2 separate regions of the Mus musculus genome follow, and region 2 is linked to region 1. Evidence: chromatin loops called from intact Hi-C (ENCODE). Cell type or tissue: heart. All regions are shown on one strand.

Evidence for each region. Hi-C counts contacts between places; a loop is a spot of excess contacts. Peaks named below come from ENCODE experiments on the same cell type or tissue, not always from the same donor. Only the 100,000 strongest peaks of a DNase experiment are listed, where the experiment ranks them.
Region 2: it touches region 1 in a loop (2.8-fold over the local background); 1 of 42 quality-filtered maps calls a loop at or near these places.

The regions. Positions count from the first base shown.
Region 1 is chr7:37,767,517-37,775,516 of GRCm38, reverse strand. Zfp536 (zinc finger protein 536) reads left to right here and starts at 5,765. Exons shown (of 6, transcript NM_172385.2): 1 at 5,765-5,921. In heart, a CTCF peak has its summit at 4,991; no DNase peak of the experiment used is centred here; H3K4me3 peaks cover 5,776 bases; H3K27ac peaks cover 2,957 bases; H3K27me3 peaks cover 5,191 bases.
Region 2 is chr7:37,677,176-37,685,175 of GRCm38, reverse strand. All of the region lies in intron 2 of Zfp536 (zinc finger protein 536), which reads left to right. Among named protein-coding and RNA genes, the nearest start is that of 4930505M18Rik, 11 kb to the right of the region's middle. In heart, no CTCF peak of the experiment used is centred here; a DNase peak (open chromatin) is centred at 3,625.

The DNA of each region.
Region 1 (8,000 bases):
ATGCTCCAAGGGCTGCAGAGGGATGCCGGGGCCACTGGAAGGGGCATCCCAGTTCAGCATGGGTAGGCGCCTCTAGGAACCCAAGGATAAGGTCAGAACACAGTTCCCTGTCTCCCCAAGGCCAAGGCGTGCTGAGGGGCAGGGTTAACAGGAGACTGTTGCCCTCATTTCTATCCCCGAGAAAGGGCCTTTTCTCAGAGTGCATATGGGCCACTTCCTTTCGACCTGCTTGCTGCTTTGTCCAAACTGCCACTTATGAAGAATCACTTGACTTACAGTCTCAGGTTCAAAAGACCACAGAATATAATCAGTCGATCCAGGAAGAACTGAAATAAAGAACTCCAACTCCACTCCCACAGAGATAGTGCTATCCTTGATAATTTCTACAGAATAAAGGGGGAAAAAACCCCACCCCAAACCTTGTATTTCTCCAGATAGAATTTTAAGCACATCAGATTGGAGAATAATTCATTCCTAAACTTTTTTGGGGGGGTGGTGGTGGTGGCAGAAGATACATACATACATTCATGCACTCTAACATGGTCTAATTCATGCACTCTTGACACTCTTTAGGCCTTTAAGAGTCTCAAAGAACTAGCTTGCCATCAGTTCCAGGTTTTCCTAGCCAGAAAGGAGGGGTGTAAAGATGCAAGAGCGGGAGAGGGAGGGAGAGAGTGAGGGAGGGAGAGAAAGAGAATGATACTGGCTTTCTCTAGAGCCGGTTTAGGATCCGCAGCAGTGACCAGGCCAGTGCCCACTGCCAGTAGCTTCTTAGAGCTGGTGCAGCTACCCCACCAGGCCGGATGCTGGTAGCTCCTCCAAGTTTCTGAACCTTGCCCTCGCTCTAGAACTGCTGCTTGCATCTGAGTGGATCCTTCCGCTGAAACTGAAGGGGTGGTGGGCAGCTGGCGAGAGCTTTTCTGTATCTTTGCGTTTGATGTATTGTGGTGGTGCCCGGGAGTTTAAAATCCTCTAGTCATCTTGAAGGAGAACTTAGTTCGGACAAGTTGGAACCTGCGTTACCTGAATCAGTGCTTAAGTGCCTCAGTGGCTGGGTATTTTGTATAATCGATCTCTCTTCATCCCTTCTTAACGGTGCACAGCACAGGCCTCATTCTCATTCTCTCTCTCTCTCTCTCTCTCTCTCTCTCTCTCTCTCTCTCTCTCTCTCTCTCTCTCTCTCTCCTCACTCATCTCCTTTATTTGTCAACTCTGTAGGACCTTGTCCTCCTCTCAGTACACCCAATGCCACATGACAGCCTTTCTTTAAAAGCAAGCTGCTTGTTGGTGTCTCTGCATACTTCTTTTATTATTATTGAATTCTCTCTCTCTCTCTCTCTCTCTCTCTCTCTCTCTCTCTCTCTCTCTCCATAATGACACCAGGATCATTATATAATCCCATAACAAAGAGGCTTTTGAGGCACCCGCTTTTGTCAACTCTAGGACAGAGAATTCTTAATTGCATTATTCGGCTTCCCCCCCATCTTTCCCCTCTCCATCACTGAAATGCCCACTTTGATACCTTGGCTTGTATTATTTACCCAAACGTTCGCCTGGAGGACCAGCCTTGCAAAGTTGCCTTTAAAAAAGTTATTTTGTTTCGTAATTAAGTCTCGGAGCCCACCGCGATGATTATTCTGGACCCATAAGGCAGAGAACCTGCATGACGTTTTTCTCGAAGTTTAATTACCGTATGCTAATTTCCTTGCCTACTACGTGATTAATTAAAATCATATTTTCATAATCATTTGGCACTAGTATTGTTTTAGAATTATCATGATCTCCTAAATAGTGTCTGTAAATAAAGTCGCCTCTAATGGCAGGCGCGGGAGGCGAGGCTGAGGACCTCTCGGTGTTTGTATCGCGGCGATTGGCAACATAACGGCCTTATTTACATTAAATACGCCACAAGGTTACAGCGCGGATCAACGTCATTTGATCGCTGATGACTCCCTTAAACGCCCGGGCTGTGACTGATTCTCCACGTCCCGCTGTCCACCGAGATTCACCCGGGAGTTTTTTTTTTCACCCCAGAAAAGAAACAGACTTTAAATAGTTTGAGGAGCAGGTAAGAATTACGCGTTTTCCTCTCCCCCTTTCCGCGTCTCTCTCTCTCCTCTCTCTCCGTGGCAATCGCTCTCTGCCTCTCGGCTGGATAAAAAATTCTTTAGTTAAAGGCAGGAATGCAAAGTAGTGACAAGCGAAGGGGCTGATGTATGTCTCCGTAACGAGTCTGACAATCAGAATGTAGCTCTTGGAGAATAGATAGATTTTAATAAGTGTGTTTACATGAGCTCAAGGTCAGAAGCAAGCTGCGCTGTGTTAAATGGTTTCTTAGTTGCTAGACAGAGAGAAAAAATGGACGACCACACACCATTCTTTGTAGATTATTATATCAAGGGTTCAGTCTCCGGCTCATCAAAGCTAAATGCTGAAAGACCTATCTAGTTGCTGTGAATTACGCCAGGGCGACAATGGAGAGCGTTTTTAATGGTACAATGCATTTCACCTACCAGATAGGGGGAGGCCGAGCAGGGGATGGGATGTCTGCTGGGGTTGGATGATGAGTATCAATGAACGGGGCGATTCTGAAATGAGCTTGATGAAAAGCGAGCCTGCCCTGCTCGGGCTGGGCTGAGAGCACTTGGCCGGGCTCTGGCGAGTGGGCGACTGAGGCGCGCGAGCTGGGCGCCCGTCCCCCCTCAGCCCCGGAAAATGATCAAGTCAATCATGTGGACATGTTTCATTATTCATTGAACACAATCTTTTACAACGCTCGGTTTACGTGCCCGAGTTTGCTCCCGACGCCCGCGTTTAATGTTTTAAGGTAAGGCAAACAAAGGTGGTGGGGAGGCTGGGGTTGGGGGTGGGGGCGGCGGAGTGGAGGGGCGCGCGGGTGCCAGGTGGTGGTGGTGGCGGCCCTGATCTCTGGGAGGTGGCAAAGTGAGTTTGGACACTTGGCGTGGTTCTCTCCCCCCTTCGCCTCCCCCTCCCCCCCACCAGGCGAGGCCTGTAACCCGGTTGCTTCTCACCCCATCGCGATTAAAAAATATGGTCTAATTAAATATCCGTGGTTGTGACGTTGGCGAGAGAAGCTGTCAGCGGGGGTTAAGAGGAAAAGGGGGGGGGTATGTGGAAGAAAAAAAAAAACAGGAGGAGAAAAACCGAGTAGAGGCGGCCACCCGGCATCGAATGGCGCTGGAGAACTTCGGCGGAGAGCGGGACCCGCGCCCTGGCCGCCGCCTTCCCACCGCAGCCCCAGTCCCGGGACCGTTACTTTGAAAGGGAGTCCCCAGGGTCGAGCGCTCAGCGCGCCAGTGGGATCCGGCGTCCACCCAGCCCGGCCCGCGCCTCCTGCCTGCGCTCCCGGCCTCAGCTCGCGGCCGGGGAAACTTTCCGCAGGGTCGGGGGCCGGGGGAGCCGAGAGAGAGGGGAGGCTGCGCGGCGGAAACTTCTCCAGCGACTTTACCCGTTTGCTCCAGTGCCGGGGCTGGCGGGGGGGGGGGGGTGAGGCGGTCCCCGGCTACCTTCGCCTCCCCCCTCCACCCCCGTCGCGCCATCGTACGTGGTGCGATCTGCACTCCACCTCGGAATCAGGGGGTAATTGGCAATTATTTTTTTAAAAAATCAAAGTTAGCTGATGCTTACGGGGTGCCTAACTTACGGGTGTAGAGGGCGGCCAAGACCTGCCATTTTGTGTTTGCATCGGCTTCCTGCGTCCTAAGAGCCCCGCAAGGCCCGGCCGAGGTGCCTGGGGGGCGATCCCAGGACCTCGAGACCTTAGAGGCGCCAGAATACACGTGCGTCGCCCTCAGCACCTGCCCCAGTCCGGCCCAGGTCCCGGGGGCCCGCGGGGGCCTGAGACACAGAAATAAATAAATAAGTAACAGGTTATGGAGGGAAATGAGCCGGCTAGTCCCGAGCTGGAAACGTGAGGCCAATCAGAGTGAAGGAGTGCGGCCGAGTGTGTGTGTGGAGGGGGGCGGGGGTGGGGTAACATCGAGGAGAGGGGGCCACTGGGGGGTGGTCCTGGGAAGAGCAAGATTTTTTTTTCCTGCGGGCGGGGGGGCGGGGGCTCATCCTCAGCCCAACCCAAGGCTGGAGCGAGAATGAACGTCGCTAATAAGCCTTTCTGTTTGCTTCAAGGCATTTTTATTTTAAATTTGAAGATGAATTAAGGAAAACAGTCGTAGGCGGGACTTGAGATGTATTTTAGGCAAAAATATAATAATATAAAAATAAAAATAAAAAGAGGGTTTTCTTTGAGAAGTAGAAGTGTCCAGATCTCGATGCTCCCATCTGTTGCAATTTTGCAAACAATTACAATATAGATTATCTCCACATACATGAAGGTATGAGAAGTGAGGGAAGGTGGAAATTAGCGCTGTGGAAGTTAGAGAGAGAAAAGGAGAGAGAGAGAGAGAGAGAGAGAGAGAGAGAGAGAGAGAGAGAGAGAGAGAGACCAACTCTTCGGAGAAAATTCCCCGCAAGGTTTCTCTAGGGACAGGTGGAAAGTTAAGTGGCCCCCATTTTTCACTCCCGGTTTGTGAGTCCTTCCTGTTTGTCCGCCTCTTGGTGAGCGCACACTCAAGTCCCCGAGTTCTTTCCTGGAAGGATGCAAGCCTGGAAGGCTGGGGTCGGTGCGGGCAGAAGCCAGGGGCTGGGGCCTGGGAGGAGCAGGGCGGGGTCCCGGCCTGGCGCGCGGGTGGCAGCGGTGGCCGGGTTTTGTTTGCAGGATATTGTTTTGTCTAACGGGTGCCTCGCAGGAGACGTGATTCGTCAGCCGCCTTAGTTTTCACTTGAGCGGAAAATAACGGCGGCTACGTGCGGTCCCTGCCTGCGGGGCTCGAGCGCGCTGTGCGTGTGCATCCTCTGAGGTGCGCGCGGGTGGGCGGCCCGGGGCACCGGCTTTAGGACTAGCGGGCTAGCAGGGTGAGTGCGCGCCGAGCTGGCCTTGGGTTCCTCCTGCGCTTCTCTGGGCAGTCGCCGCCGCCGCTCTGCAGTTTAGCAGAAATCCGACAGGGGCCGCGTTTGCTGAGCGCATCCGGCCGGCTGCAGCCGGAGCGGGGCCGTGGGGCCAGGCCTCTCGGTGTAGACGTTGGGAGGGGGCCGGTGGGTAGTGGTGGGGGCAGTAGACTGGGAGGGGCGCGGGAAATGATCTTGGCCGGAGCGAGCACAGCTCCCCTGTCCCTGCTGTCCCCTCGTGTCCACCGCGAGTTGGGCATCCCCGCGCGCCGGGGCCTTGGCTTTTCCCCCACGGTCCCTAGGTCTCCAGGCAGGGCTTAGGTGAACTTGGGGTGGGGTGTGCTTGCTCATATGTGTGCGTGCGTGTGTACGTGTGTGTAGAAAGGGAGCTTAGCGTGGAGACCCTGGTTTTCTTTCTCAGTTTTTAACAACTGGATTTTGACTTTGAGACCAGCTTCGCTCACTGCTTGGGCTGGGAGGGGGGCGATCTTTCCCCATCACTCACATCTTTGTTCATTGTTCACTGAGTGCAAAGCAGGCGACTTAAAGAGAGGAAAAAGGAGGGAGAGAAAGAGAGAGGCAGAAGAGGGGGAAGAAGAGAGAAAGAAGAGGGGCGTGGGGGGCACATCAGTGTCCCCTCCTGGGTCGTGTTGGAGGGTGAAATAGTAAACCCACGCACGGAGGGTCGCCAGGAAAGTGGACATTACCGCTTTAATTAACTTCGAGATGCTCCGGCGGCGGGACCTGGCGTAGCCGTGACGCGCCCCCATAAATCTGCCGGGCCGGGGCTGCTCCAAGAACTCATACAGTAGCAGCGTCAGATTCAACGCGCGCCTCCCCCGGCCGGAGTCCATTTGCATAATTGGATTTTTTTTTTTGCCTCCTTCCTCCCTGAAACTTATTTGAAAACCCAAGTGAAAACCGCGACGACCTGCACACTCAAAAGCAAGTGCCAAGTAAGTGCCCTGCGGTGCCCTCCGCGCGCCCCGAGGTGAGGGCGCAGTGCTGGGGGCGAGTGCCCGGCCGGCTCGGGGAGAGTGTGCAGCGGGCGGGAGAATTGCATCTGCTGGGCTGGATGTTCGAGGAACTTTTTGTTTTGTTTTGTTTTTTTGCTGTTTTTTTTTTTTTTTTTAAACACAACTCCCAACCCTGTCTCTCCACTTTTCCGGCGAGGTGAGGTGACTGGGCCACGCGCATAGTTGAGGCGAGCCTGAAGAGGAGATCTTGGGGACACAGTTGAGAGTTGAGCATAGGGGTTCTTTGGGAGGGTGACGGGTCTCTGTCGCCGCCGCCACCGCCACCGTCGCTGCCGCGGCTTGGAGAGCTGAGCTGCGAGTGAGCGGGGTTGGTTGCCTGTCGCGCCGCGCCGCTGATGCAGTTTGTCGCCAAATGCCTCCCCCATTATTCTAAGGTTTGTGTCTCAGGGTGTGCGTGCGCTCGCGTGTGCGCCCCTGTGTTTTGCTGGGCTTTAAAAGGAAGAAAAGCAACCAAAACAAGAGTAGGAAGGCTTCCTTTCCAGTCTGCCTTCCCCTTCAGCGTCCTCTGTTTCTATTGCTTGAAAAAAATGGAGTGAGAGCTGTTTTGCCTAAGAGAGGGTCACCACCAACAGATTGACAATTCGGTTGGAAATGCTATCAATTCTACAGCAGAGATGTAGCTGCGGGCATGGCATGCCGGCTCCACCCTGGTCAGGGAAATGGCTTCACAATTTCAAATTGTTGAAAAAAATGCATACTATGTTATTATTAGTAGTATTATTTGCAGTGAGCAGGATGGAGGGGGAAAGTAGATTGCGTTGGAGAAGACTCCAGCTGTCTTTCCCATTTCTGGGCCTGCCTGGGAACTTGGCTGTGGGCAAGGCCCACCACCCTGCATGGCAGGGGCCTGAGACTCAGCTTCCAGCTCTGGGAGTTGCGGGGGGGGGGCACCTCCCCCCATAGCCCTTTGGCCTCTACTCTAAGAGAGCCTAGGGCTTTGGCTGAAGGCTGCTTTAGCTATGATGTCATCCTGATAGCGGTGCAAATGTCTCTTGATCTCACCATTACCCGCCTGGCTGAGTTGTTGGTAATGATAGCACTCTGCCCAGCTCCCCGACAATCAGGACACGGCGCCCTAGGAATTAGCATCCCCCACCCCAACCTGACCAACAAAGAGTCAGCTTCTGAAAGCATGGCCACTGAGCCCAGGTTTTGCATTGGAGGGCCTAACATAGACACTTAATGTGGTTGTCAGACTCCTGGACTGAGGGTCCCCCGATTTCCCAAAGTTTGGAAAACTTTTGGAAGGCTTTGATGTACAGAGCATCGTTAATCTGAGGAAACTGGACTCTTGAGAGTGAACGGGTAGCAATGCTCCCATGTGGAGGATGTGGAGGACCTCAGGTCTTGTTATAGCCATTGTATGGGAAAAGGAACTATGGTGCTCAGCTCATTAGCTGTGACTTTATGTTAGAGATAGCTGCGAGTAAACCGGCTTTAGTGTTGATTTTTAAATAGTGTACGATGATTTAAGATTTCTTTTGATTTACTGTTCAAATGAAATTTGCATAAATGTGATGAAAATGAACTTAACATCTGGGCACATGAAAAAAGGTTAGTGCCTCATATGTCATCTGCAGGGAAAGTCTTTAAAAAAACGCTTTCACCCTAAACTGGGCTGGGGAAACAGTTCCTGGAGACATAAATGGTAATTATGTAAAACCTGGAGAAAAACCGCTTTCAATACATTTGCATTCTCTTGGACCAGTGCTCTGAAAACCCATTGTGTTCTATGCCTGGAGTGTTTAACTTCTGAGCAGGCTTCAGATCCTTACAACTCAGCAATTTAACTGCTGGTCAGAGCTGTCTTCACGGAAGGCTCAGGGCAGGCATGGAGCAAACTGTCATGGTGGGTTGGTCCAAGCCAGAGGCCAATAGCCTTCATTATGGGAAAAGATAGGAACTGGTCAAGACATGTGGCCCTACTGGTTGGATCTGCCCATGGGGAGCTGAAGGCAGTGCTTGGGTATGCAATGTCTGCCGAGCCTCCAAAAGCTG
Region 2 (8,000 bases), 90 kb after region 1:
GAGATTTTATATGAATAGACATGAAGGGGAGAAGGTTGATATATGGGCCTTCTCTTGATGGGGTGACAGTGCAGTGGGTCACACTCACACCTCAAGGGAATGAGCCTTAAGTCCTAGGACATGGTTGAGAATCATTGTTGAGGGTGAAGAAAGGGTGTGTGTGGGAAAAGTGGTAGTGAAAGGCTTCCCGAGGTGTGGGTGTAGGTATAAGGGGAGACAGAAGGGACAGAAGGGACAAGCAGGAACAATGCCATAGGACACTTTGGAACTGTGAGTGGCCTGAGAACAGTTGGAGCTTGATGGAAGGTCTTGAATTCTAGGGAAGGATTTCAGCCCTTGTTTTCGTGACAGAGGACTGACTAGAGTTTTGTATTTTAAGGTAAATGATCTTGCTTAATTCTAAAATGCCTGTGTATTCATCACTCAGATTCTATAGGACAGATGTGTGCATTGGGAAGAACCAGGGTCCCCCTCCACTCTACTTCTGAGTCTTCCCCTCCCACTATGGGGAGAACCTGTGGTCTGAGTGGTGCGCTATGCTATATACTACCACACTGTGATCACGGGTTTCCACCACTGATGTGGTGAGGAAGATCGTAGCTGTAGCCCACGTGTGTGACCGGGTCGGACTGCTCATTTGACTTGGGGACTTTCTTCTCTCCAAGTGTCAGAAGTGAAAGACTGAGCACGCTCTAAGTTTTGGCAGGCTTGCCTTTATGGAGCTGTGCTTTTGAATGCAGTGTGGCAGCTTTTAGCTTATCTGCTTCCAGTGCAGCACAGATGGCTGCAGATGCAGGGCATGCTGATGCATCCTTGCAGTCACAGTGCTTGGGAGGCTGAGGAGGGAGAGAGGTGAGTGGAAGGCCAGCTTGGACTTTTGAGACTGCCTAAGGACCACACAGCAACAGCAACAGCAACAGCAACAGCAACAGCAACAGCAACAGCAACAGCAACAGCAACAGCAACAGCAACAGCAACAGCAACAGCAACAGCAGCAGCAGCAGCAGCAGCAGCAGCAGCAGCAAACAGCAACAGCAGCAGCAACAATAACAACAACGACAACAGCCAAGGGATGGGAGCATAGCTAAGTGACAGAGCACTTGCCTAACATTCCCAATGCCTTGGGTTCAACTTATTCCTTAAATCCTCAAAAAAAAAATGATGTATATATGTCGTGAATAACTTTGAGTATTTCTGGATAGATTTCTACATGTAGCATTGATGGATTGCAAGGTATATAAGAATTAATTCTTTGATGGACATCACAATTTGCCCTTCAAAACAATGTTTTGTGTGCGTGCATTATACACACACCTATCAATGCTTTATGCATTTATTCATTTCTGTTTTAATGAAATATTTTAAAATTTTATCTGTGCGTGTGCATATGTGAGAGTGCACATATGAGCATGATGTGTATCACGTGTTTTCAGTTGTGTGTGAAAGCCAGAATAGGGTATTAGTATCCTGGAGCTACAGATACAGGCTTTTGTGGGCTGTCTGATATGCATCCTGGGAACCGAACTTAGGCCCTCTATAAAAGTAGCAAGGGCTCCCAACCATTAAACTGTCTCTTCATCTCCAACGTGCTGTCCTAAGCAGGCCACTAGAGCCATCTGCCTTGGACATCCAAGGAAGTATTTTAAATATATCTAATAAAGGGTTCATATTCAGCATATGTGAAGAGCTTTTAAATATCAATGAGAAAAATCTTATCAGTGCTACTTAGAGAAGACACTGGGGTGGTGCCACATACATGAAAAGATGGAGTTGCATGTTTGATAAGGGAAATACAAATCAGATAAGTCTTTCATACTGGCCAACTTCTCAAAGAGCAGTGATATTGAGTGCCAAGGAGATCTGGGAGGCCAGGCCTACTGCATCAAGGTGATGAGTACCGTTCTGGGCATGAAAAGGCAAGGCCTTCTCTCTCTCCTTTATTCTGCATGTGCCTTCTTTAGCATTCATCCCACCAGAGGTGGGATGAACGTGTTGAAGAACTTTTGGAAAATTCTAGAAGCAGTTCTTTCTACTTGACCTAGGTGCTACTACACAGACACTAAGTCACTTGCCTTTCCCAGATTGGTCTCTGGGTCCCACCACTGTCCTCTGCTTTATCTCCTCCAAGACCATGGGGCACAGAGGCCTGTGTGTTTGAGACTAGCACTTGTATGGGCTACTGGCTGTGAGTCTGTGCAAACCATAGATTCTACATGCTGGAGGAGTTCTGAGTACCCGATCAGGGACCCCTGGGCCTTGCTGTTGGAAGGCATATGTTACTAATGCTGCAGTGTTACGTCAAGAGCAGAGAGCCCCACAGGGAGGTGCTTTGTCAGTTGTCAGGGCTGCCCATGGGCTCCATTCCCCCTCCTCTCCACTTAGGCAGCGACTTCTTCTTGTTCCTCACAACCACCTATAGGAAACACTTGAATGCAGATCATATTTTGATGGTATTTACTAGTATAAATATTTGCTCTGTAGAAGTAATGTTACAGGAAGTGCTTAAGCTGCAGGCTGCGCAAGTGGAAGCCCGAGGTAAGAGATGCACTCAGAGGAAGGGAAGTGGTGGCCGGGTGTCTCCATGGTGAGACCCAAAGGGCAGGCAGCATGGCCATGACAAGCACAGCACCCGTTCCTTCCGAGGATATTACTGTGGGCACTTTTGAGCTTACTAGAGGCCATTCCCAACCCTGAAGCTCGTCTATAGGGTGCCCAGGAATGTGCTCTGGCCCCTTCCAGGAGCTATGATACCCAGAGTGGCCGTGGGTCAGAAGTAAGTTGCATTAGTTTTGCTTGGTGTGACAACTAAGAAATAAGAAGAAAATTAAAAAAAAAAAACAAAAACAAAACAAACAAACAAAACAAGACAAAACAAAACAGAGGAAAGTCTGCAAGGTGTCAGAGAATGATGCTGCAGCTCCTAAGAGAGCTCGTTCCTGCTCAGTCAGGAAAAGGGCAGGCGCCAGTACAGAAGAATCTCCCGCCTCAGTCTCCCAAGTATTGGGATGGCAGGTGTGCCACCATGTTCTGCTTCAGATAACATTAAACATTGCAATCAATTAGAGACAAAGTCCATGAGAGGTCTTGGTGTCTATGAAGCAGCAGGCAGCGGTGAGCATGAGCAGGTATGCTTCTTTGTCTTGGCTTCCTGTGTTGGATGTCGTATGGGATGTGGAGGATGAAGGGAGGACTCATGTGTGCAATTCAAACATGTGCTTATGTGGATGCTTACTCTTCTCTTAGGGCCAGTGTCTTTGGGATGCTCTCTAGAAATGAGCCAACAGCCCTGAGTCTTGTGACCCACATCCCTTTGAAGTCAGCTCTCTTCACCCAAGGCAAATCCAGTTTCAGATACACTACCGGCTTGCTGTATGCCTTTGAGGCTGCTCTCTCTTCCTTGGGGTTTGATATTGCTAGAGTATTTGTAACCCACATGGCATTGCGTTTAACAAATAAACAAATGTGTGCTAACTGCCAACTTCTCAGGCTGGACAAACATGAATTGGATTTAGCAAGTGAATAGATGACATGTCAAAGACCATTGACTAATCCCAGCACTGTCTGAGAAGGCTTCTCCAGACCATAGACGAATGTGCTGGAGGCATTTAAAATAGAAGTCTGGGCATGACCACAAGCACATGCTGGAGAGTTATAGAATCCACGTGCTCCTGGCAGGTGAGTATTTATAGGACAGGCCATGCAGATGGGGATGCCTGGAAGTCCATGCTCTCTCTCTCTTTCTCTCTCTCTTTCTCTCTTTCTCTCTCTCTCTCTCTCTCTCTCTCTCTCTCTCTCTCTGTGTGTGTGTGTGTGTGTCTGTCTCTGTCTCTCTCTCTCTCTCTCATTCAGATGGTTGTGGCAGGAACATGCTTGGATGATATCCTACTTTTATTTAATATTTGCTACCAATGTGACTATTTTTTAATTTTTTTAAACAAATAATTTAGTTGTAAAGCCTCAGACTGATTTTATTTATTTATTTTTTTATGGCGAAATAGTTCTCGCGAGCTAATTTATTTTTCAACTTTAAAACATCAGCATTTTATAGATCGGAATTTCACAATGTGAGGATGATTGCTACGTACAATTTGCAAAATTGTGATTAGCCAGCCCTTGCTTTGAGTTAGTTCTCCCTAATTCACAAAGCCTTCCAGGAATAGTCTGCACAAAATTCAGTTTGCAAATTGCAGGGCAGATTTTTAGAGGGCAGTTCAGAGAATGAAGTCCTAAGGGTTTTATCTATATTTGTATCTCTTGTTAAACTAAACTCTTATGTAAATGTTACAATCTGTAAATAACTAGCAGGGCTGCCTTCTTCCAGGCGAGATTGCGTCTCCATTTTTTGAGATTTAGCAAAATTATTAAATGACAGAATTGACTAAGTTGCAAGTATATTTGGTAGGAGCTAATAGCATTAATCAATATCACCCATCAGATGGGATTGTGCTAATATTGGAGGGTTTAAAAGTATGAAGACCTCTTTGTTGGCAGTTGAATTTCTTATAAATTAACAATTTTTTTTAAAGAAACAAGCATTGCCCTTAGTGATGTTTTGGGGGTGGTGGGGGTGAGCCAAACATGGAGATTGTCTTGTAAGTTCTTTTTATAGCCCTGAATGTTTCCGTAAACCTTGCCTGGCTGTACACAGTCTGGATTCATCTGCTACTACACAGGAAAGAAATTACCGGATTCCATCAATATTACTGGCAATCCTCATTTTCAGACATCTGCTTTTCTTTTTTTTCCTTTTTACCATTTTACTAACCTTGATGAAATATAATTGGTACTCAAAGATGACTTGAAAAAAGCCATTGAATGACACCCTGTTCCCCCCCAAAAAAATCAACAACAAAACCAAACGAAAAGCTAACCACATCAATCAAACAGCAGAAGTTATTTTCCAACAACTATCAATGTTGGATGGCCACCACCGGCTGCTTTTCCCTAAGTTCCAGATAACTTACAGAAATTTTAATCATCTTTAATCTTTGAGTTAAACTGAATTAGTGGCTTCTTGTTTTTAAAAGTAGATGTATAGAAGGCTCATTCTAGTCGATTTTAATCAGAGCTCAGTCTCTTTTCATGAAGGAAAGGGCAGTTTGTTAATTCTGTGCCCCTATGCCCCAGACTTGCAGAGATATATTTTGATCAATTAGACTTCAACAAGTGGTTTGTGCATTGCATTCTGGGAGTCAGCAAGGCACAGGAAGGAGCCTTGTGTATATGGGGGCTTCTTTCTAAGGGTCCTTGGCTGGGCATGTTAGTTGGTTCTCCTCCAGGGTCAAGTATAGCATGAGGAAAATGCTTTTCTCTGTCTCCTATAGCCCCATGTATTACACAGGGTGACTGTCACCTGCCTCTGCCTCTTGAGTGCAGGCATTAAGATCTTGTGCCCCCATACTTGGCTTATATCATCTTATTTTGGCTGTTTAAGATAAGATCCCAATCAATAGTTAAAACTAGCCTGAAACTTGGTCCTATAGCCTCAAACTAGGCTATCCTCAAACTCACTATTCTCTCTCTCAGTTTCCCAAGTGCTGGCTACCTTTAAAGGTGCCTTGTCAAGATTTTCTTACATCAAATCTTTCTACTTTTATGCACTTCTTGCCTCCAGGAGTTTTTCCACCTTTTCTGGGTAGGATAAATGCTTGGATCATGCCTGCTTCTAAGGGTCCCTTTACACCTGAAGACTGACCAAGTTCAAATGAAGTAATCTGAATTTTTGTAGTAACATACCTTTATCCTGAATCACTTCATCTGATAAAAAAAATGCTGTGATGGCTATTTTGGGGTACACACTAAGGTCTTTGGGCTTCTGTTGCCCAACACTTCCTCATTCTCATATGTGGCTTTCTGAATACCTACAGATCAAGCCTGAAAGGCTTCTTGAGGACCTAAAGCCTAGACTTACCTTACAGTCACCATTCTGGTTTGGCTATTCAAACCTGTGTTGGTCAACTTTATTGCTATGACAAGGTGGCCAAGAGGAATCAACTTAAAAAAAGAAAGAATTAATTTTGGCTTATGGATTCAGAGACTTTAGTTCATGGTCAATTGATTACATTGTTTATTGTTTAGAAAGTTATACATCTCTATCTATCTATCTATCTATCTATCTATCTATCTATCTATCTATCTATCATCTATCTACAGAATAAGATATGTCTTTCAAAGTCTTGTTCATTTTCTACTAATCAGTATATCAACCCATGGATGAAGTTAGTACCCTCTTAGTCCAGTTATCTGTCAATAACCTTCTAGCAAATGGGGAACCAACCTTTCCATTCATCAGCCTTTTGTGGGGACACTCCAGTCTAGACCATAGCAGTGTCTTACACAACTTAGGAAGTCAGAGCATCCAACGGGAAAGATTGAATGAGGTTCACAGCATTTGATGTCCTGGTACCTCATGGGGAGTACAAAAGATTGAGGAACATACTGGATCTCAGATTTCTTTGTACTTTAATCACTAGAAGAACCATGGTCCTAGAAATCCATTTTTTTTCCTGACCCCAGAACTAGGGACACTAGTATTCCTGACAAACTAGGATCTTCTCCAGGGGCAGGAAGATCTTCAAGGGATTTTTAGTCTCATCATCTGGGTTGAGCTTTTCTGGAAAACTACAGATTTCTAGTTCTTGCTAAATGTGAGTTCATGTGTGCTGAGAAACTCCCCTCTAGGATCATCCCTGACATTGCCAAGCACATTTCTTTCTGCCCACCCCATTTCTTTCCTCTATTCTCTACATGGCCCCATCATCAGGCACTTAACTCCTGTTGGGCAACACCCTCCTCACCTCCAGTTTGCATCCTGGATCTTTCTTGAGTTGCTAATTCACCCACAATCAATAATTCTATTCTTTTTAAGAAATTACAGATATCTCTAAGTATGCAGGGAAAGAGGAAAGCTCAGAGCGTGTCGTTTTTGGTTTGATGTGTTCTGGATTTAGAAGTGCTGAATAATTCATTCCTGCCTAAAAAAATAAACGTATGATCTGTATCAGAACTTGACTGGGTGCTTCGTTATGTGTCATTACAGGGTTCTTGGGTTGAGCAGAATAAGAATGAAGCCATCGTCCCTCCCTTTAGCCATCTAGTCAGCCTTTCATCTTTCACCCTTCCACTCAGTTATCTACTATTTACTCTTTAACCCTCACCTATCTATACCCCCACCTATCACATACCCATCCATCTATTGACTTACCCATCACTCATCCATCTACCCACCAACTCATTACTTATCATTCACCCACCTATCACTCATCCACCCATCCACTCATGAATTCATCTATAACCCACCCATCCATCTACATAGCCACCATATCATTCTTTCATCTGTGCACTCACCCCAAATTTACCTATTGATTGACCAACCATGGGCCTGTGTATGCATCTATCCATCCACCCATCACCTATCTGTTTATCTCATCAACTGCCCATTAATTTACTCATATACCGATCACTAATTCACCTGTTCAATCATCATCCATCCATCCATCCATCCATCCATCCATCTATCCATCCATCCATTGTGTTTTAGGCAGTACATATTTTAAACGTCATATGTTCTTTTTCTTTGTGTTCTAATGGATGGCTCATTTAAAGAAATCACCATGAATGATATCAGGTGGTCATTTTCTGTTTACTGCCTCTGGTGAAGTCAGAGCATTACTCAGAGCAATTTTTGTTTTTTACTGTTCTTGCTGAACATTGGTGAGATGTTAATGACAAACAGTAGCCATCTATGAAACATTAGGACCAGTTGTTGTAAGCAGAGAAAGAGGAAGGAGGTGAGGAGGGAAACACACTAGCTGTAAGTCATACAGTGAGCTAACTTTTCTTCTTTTCTTTGAAAGTTTTGTGATGGGTGGGTGGATAGGTGGATGGGCAGATGGTAGGTGGGTGAGTAGATGTATGGATGGCCAAATAGATAGATGAATGATCAGTAGTTGAATTGATGGTAATAGTATACAGGTGTATGAGTAAATATATCTTTGTAT